Linked DNA regions of Homo sapiens: region 2 is linked to region 1. A link is an interaction called in ENCODE POLR2A ChIA-PET data of the cell type or tissue named here. Cell type or tissue: OCI-LY7. All regions are shown on one strand. Each heading gives the region's core, and the rest is flanking DNA. Links, peaks and the distances in the headings are about the cores only.

Region 1 (2,917 bases), core at 226-2,725:
GAGCTGAGACCACGCCACTGCACTCCAGCCTGGGCGATAGAGCGAGACTCCGTTTCAAAATAAATAAATAAATAAAAATAAAATAAAATATTTGGATTAATTAGCAATACTGTAGAAGAATCTGTGTCCTTATATGTATAGAAGTGCATAAAATTTATGAGCCCAGCAGCCTATCTATATCTTTCAGAGTGGTCTTTGTGGCTCAGGCTCTGATTTGGACCTGAAGATTCTGCTACCTATTCTGAATAGTAAGTGAGCTTAACTTGGCTCTAGAATATTATTGCATCTGCCTTGATTAATTCTTTCCTGCAAGATACTTGGCAGTGTGCCAATGGTGGAGACAACCAGTTTTCTACCAAATAGTCCATTCTCCTCTTCTTCTTAGGTGCTTGGCTACACCACCCAATCCAGCTCACCTAACAGATAGCTGTATTCATGTGGCTAAGTTTCACCTGATGGCATGTGAGTAGAAGAATGTATACCTAGATTTCTGGGCCTACACCTTAAGAACATGAATATGCCTATTCTGAGTTCTTGTTCCCTTCTTGCCATTTGGTTGGCTAGAACTTTGCTATGCAGACAACAAAAGGCCCAGAGAGTAGTGCAGAATCACGTTGGAAGGAACCTGAGCCCCTGAGTGGCTCATGAAGCAGACCACCTGCCACCTTGGAACATTCACCTTGGACTGTTGCTTTAAACCACTGTATTATTATTACAGCAGCTTTTCCTTATCTCATCCGATACAGTGCCTAAGGGACTGAGCTGAGCTTGTAAGAAGAGCACGCCTGCTTGCTAATGATTACAGCGGTAGCAGAATTCCATCTAGGGCTGGATACCAAGGTAACATGCAAACATTTAGTGAGTCTGGGGGGAACAGCAACACAAAGCCCTACCCTACCTCTTACTTTTAGAGGCCTTCAACATCTCCCAGTAAGAATCTAACAGGTGTTTAAAAATGCAGATTTTGTTCACAGCTAATATTATACACTACAGTGAAAATGGAAAGCCTTTCTTCTAAGATCAGAACAACGCAGAGATGTCCATTCTTGCCACCTCTATTCAACATAGTATTGGAAATCCTAGCTACAGCAATTAGGCAAGAGAAAGAAATAAAAGACATTCCCCAAATAGGAAAGGGAGAAGTTAAATTACACCTGTTTGCCAATAACGTGTCCTTATATATAGAAAACCCCAGAGACTCCACCAAAAAACTGTTAAGATAAACAAATACAGTAAAGTTGTAGGATCCAAAATCAACACACAAAAATCAGTACACTGAAAACTATTTAAAAAATAATTAGAAAAATAGAAGACACAAATAAATGGAAAGATAGCTCATGCTCATGGACTGGAAGGATTAAAGTTGTTAAAACGTCCATATTACCCAAAGTGATCTATACAATGGAATACTATTCATCTACGTCTGGGTGCCTTAGACTGCAGAATTATCTGCCCAAACCACTTGGAGCCTATTTACAGGGCTAGTACATTCTCTTTCCTGATTAAGTCCTCCTAAGGGCAGACTGCACAGCTGGAGTACACAACCCTAATGGCTAAGGATGCCCAGGGGACACACATTTTATGAAGTGGGTGTGGTTAGAGCTTAGCTATGCAGCATCAGGTGTCCACACATGTGTCCACAAAGCCCTTTGTAGTGTAGGATGGGGCATAGGTAGAAATAAAAGAGGAAATGCCCTCAGACCAGGGATGGGCAGCCAGGGAGCCAGCTGTCTCCATAATCTGGAGACCCCAAGAAGTCTGAGAATTCTAAATAGGAACCTGCCCTTCCAGGTTATTATAAAAGTGTATTTGTCAAGATGTGAGGGTAGAACATATTTTATTTAACAGTTCGTTACAAATATTTAGACCTGGCCGGGCACGGTAGCTCACACCTGTAATCCCAGCACTTTGGGAGGCACCTTTGCCCTAAGGGCCTTCAGCAGAGGCATTTCCACCAATGAACAAGTCATCAGTGTTACCCTGCGTCCTACTTACCATCTTTCCCTCCAACTCCAGGCAAGCCTGTCTGCAATCTCCCAAATCTTATACATGTTGAACTATTGTGGCTGATGATGCCAGGGTAGGTAATCATGAGAGCAGCTAAAGGGAGACCATGGTGTTGCTAACTTAGCAGAAGCCTGGAGCTCAGAGCGAGTGCAGGGTAGCCAGAGTGGCACTGGGTGGGGAAGTGGGTGGAAATGCGGGATTGCTTTCTTGATTTCTTTTTAATTAGTTCATCCTGGTTATATAGAAACTACCAATTTTTGTATATTGGTTTTTGTATCCTTCAACTTTACTGGATTTACTTATCATTTGTAAGACTTTTTTGGTAGTCTTTAGGTTTTTCTAAGTATAAGATCATGTCATCTGTAAAGAGAGACACTTTCACTTCTTTTCCAACTTGGATTATGTCCTTATTTCTTCCTCTTTCCTAATCGATCAGGCTAGGACTTCCAGCACTATGTTGAATAAGAATAGTAAAGGTGAGCATCATTGTCTTATTCCAGTTCTTAGAGGAAAGGCTTTTAGCTTTTCCCCAGGTGGTATGATGTTAGCTGTGGGTTTGTCATATATGGCTTTTGTTATTTTGAGGTATGTTTCTTTTACGCCTAACTTGTTGAGACGTTTTATCATGAAGGATGTTAAATTTTATCAAATGCTTTTTCTGTGTTTATTGAGATGATCATATGGTTTTTGTCCTTCCTTTGGTTAATGTATCACATTTATTGATTTGCATATGTGGAACCATTTTTTGCATTCCTGGGATAAATCCCACTTGATCATGGTGTATTATATTTTTGATGGTTGTTAGATTTAGTTTGCTAGTATTTTGATGAGGATTTTTACATCTATGTTCCTGAGAGATATTTTTCTCTCATAGTTTTCTTTTTTTGTGTGTCCTTGTCTGGTTTTAGCA
Region 2 (2,917 bases), core at 101-2,600, 97 kb after region 1:
GGGTGTGGTGGCGGGCGCCTGTAGTCCCAGCTACTCAGGAGGCTGAGGCAGGAGAATAGCGTGAACCCGGGAGGCGGAGCTTGCAGTGAGCTGAGATGGTGCCACTGTACTCCAGCCTGGTGACAGAGTGAGACTCATCTCAAAAAAAAGAAAAGAAAATGCCTATCTGTTTACTGCTAGAAATTTATATCTTTTTCTCTGAGTGAAAATTGGGAATTCCTGTAGAAGATTCTTCTTTTCTGGGAAAAAAGAATTTTGTTTTCAGTTTTTCAAAAAAGCTGTCTTGTTTTGAACTAATCACCTGATGTTTTAAAAGCATATCTTCAATCTGAATGAAAGTTTAGAGTTCACGGGAGCAGATAACTAACTTGGTTTTATTTTATTTTATTTTATTTTATTTATTTATTTTTTGAGATGGAGTCTCGCTCTGTCCCCCAGGCTGGAGTGCAGCGGCACGGTCTCAACTCACTGCAAGCTCCACATCCCGGGTTCATGCCATTCTCCTGCCTCAGCCTCCTGAGTAGCTGGGACTACAGGCGCCCGCCACCACGCCCGGCTAATTTTTTGTGTTTTTTAGTACAGATAGGGTTTCACCGTGTTAGCCAGGATGGTCTCGATCTCCTGACCTCGTGATCCGCCTGCCTCGGCCTCCCAAAGTGCTGGGATTACAGGCGTGAGCCACAGCGCCCGGCCTTATTTTATTTTTTGAGATGGAGTCTCACGCTGTTGCCCAGGCTGGAGGGCAGTGGTGCAATCTCGGCTCACTGCAACATCCTCTCCCAGGTTCAAGTGATTCTTCTGTCTCAGTCTTCCGAGTAGCTGGGATTACAGGCACGCGTCACCATACCCGGTTCATTTTTGTATCTTTTTTTTTTTTTTTTTTAATTGAGCCTTGCTCTGTCGCCAGGCTGGAGTGCGGTGGTGCAATCTCGGCTCACTGCAACCTCCGCCTGCCAGGTTCAAGTGATTCTCCTGCCTCATCCTCCCCAGTAGCTGGGACTATAAGTGCCCGCCCCCACACCCAGCTAATTTTTTGTATTTTTAGTAGACAGGGTTTCACCATGTTGGCCCAGATGGTCTCCATCTCTTGACCTCGTGATCCACCTGCCTAGGCCCCCCAACAGGCGTGAGCCACTGTGCCCAGTCTCATTTTTGTATTTTTAGTAGAGATGGGGTTTTGCCATGCTGTCCAGGCTGGTTTCCAATTCCTGACCTCAAGTGATCTGCTCCCGTTGGCCTCCCAAAGTGCTGGGATTACAGGCGTGAGCCACCGTGCCTGGCCTCTAACTTGGTTTTAGATGACAATTATTAACAGTTGTGTCTCAGCCTGAACAAACAAAACCATAAGCTCTCTCCTCCAGCAGCCATTCCTGAGTCTACAGGCCAGACTGAAAAGACCTGATAAACACTGTCTCCTGAAAGACAGCAGATTGGGGGTAAAACAGAGGATAAAGGAGCATAAAAGAATAATCATTTAGGGGAAAGGGTATTGGTTTCTGTTCTTCAAATTTAAAACTGGAGATCCATCAGCCTCAGCATCTCAGATTAACACATCTGCTCTGTTCCGTTTCAATCAATAAAAACAAAAAGATGAACAATGAGACATTTTTGGTCATACAAATGTAAGATCAGTCTCTGTCCCCCACTTCCTATCTTTGGGAACTTTCTGGACTTTATGAAGTTGTCCAAAGGCAATTACATCAGATTAGAATATTAAATATACTGTTTAATAATCTAGAAGTCTGTCCCCTGCTGGTGGTGTGGGAGCTTGGTGAGCAGGGGAAGGAGTACAGCAGGGAGATGTTTTTCATGAGATGCCATGAGGAGGAGGAAAAGACTAAAACTGCCTTTGCAAAGATTATGACAGCGAGAGAAGTCTAGCATGGCTGACTGCATCTTGCTTCTAGTCTCACTAGGTGACTGTCCTCACTCATTCCCTGGCATACACCAAGCTAACCACAGGAGGAATTTAGTTTATAGTTTAACTTTGAAGCAAGGATAACAGTCTCTCCCTAAAACTAGCCCCCTCCTTTCTCAGGGACTAAGACCACCTTTGTAAGACTAATGAAAAGCCACAAGATTAGAATTATGGGAGGGACTTGAATTTTGCTAAAACGTAGGCATGGTTAAAGAATAACCAGCCCTTGTTTTTCTATAATCCCTTACTGCTCGGAAGTCATGAAGCCAGAGTTCACAAGACTTGTGGCTGCCCAAATTGCTCCTACGGATAACATCACTGGCTGACCCCACCTGGACCCATGACTCATGACTCAGCTAGTACTGTGGCCTCCACCCAAAGGCAGACTTAACACATGAGGACTGTTTTCCACATCCCTATGATTCCATCCTCAACCAGTCAGCAGCACCCATTCCCTAGCTCCCTACCTGACAAATTATACATTAAAACCCTTGCCTCTAAGCTCTTGGGGAGGCTGATTTGAGTAATAAACTCTCATTGGTTGCTTGGCTAGCCATGTGTTAATTAGACTCTTTCTCTACTGCAATAGTGGTGTCTCAGTGCATTGGTTTTATCTGTGCAGTAGGCAAGAAGAACCTGATGGGTGATTACAAAAGGAGGAGGAATTCTGGAGGTCCTGAACCTGGGAGAGGACAGAAGAGGGAAGAAATGCTTTAAGGGAAGTATGGGGTTCCTGGGTGCTGGCTTTTATTTTTCTCCACTAAACAGTGCTGTAGGGAGGCTTATTTCTGAAAACAAGGACATGCCATTGAACGACTTATTTGTAAATGTCCTTGCTCATTCTTAAGCTCATACTATGTGCCGTGTGGCTTTGAAGGCAGGCACCTCACTGCTTGGTGTTTCTGCTGAAATCACATGGTCACCCACTGTCTATGAACACGGCCCCTAAACCCTGTCATTCTGCTGCCAGGCCCTCTCTGTGGGCTGTGGCTTTGTAAG

What was found. Peaks named below come from ENCODE experiments on the same cell type or tissue, not always from the same donor. Only the 100,000 strongest peaks of a DNase experiment are listed, where the experiment ranks them.
Region 2: POLR2A ChIA-PET joins it to region 1 with 7 read pairs; 4 of 35 experiments call an interaction of 5 or more read pairs at or near these places.

Annotation. Positions count from the first base shown.
Region 1 is chr4:83,236,445-83,239,361 of GRCh38, reverse strand. No RefSeq gene overlaps it. Among named protein-coding and RNA genes, the nearest start is that of COQ2, 47 kb to the left of the region's middle. In OCI-LY7, for the core only: no CTCF peak of the experiment used is centred there; a DNase peak (open chromatin) is centred at 1,591.
Region 2 is chr4:83,139,130-83,142,046 of GRCh38, reverse strand. It overlaps LOC124900167 (a long non-coding RNA gene), which reads left to right. Exons shown (of 5, transcript XR_007058167.1): 5 at 2,541-2,588. Among named protein-coding and RNA genes, the nearest start is that of PLAC8, 26 kb to the right of the region's middle. RefSeq lists an enhancer at 2,077-2,371. In OCI-LY7, for the core only: no CTCF peak of the experiment used is centred there; no DNase peak of the experiment used is centred there.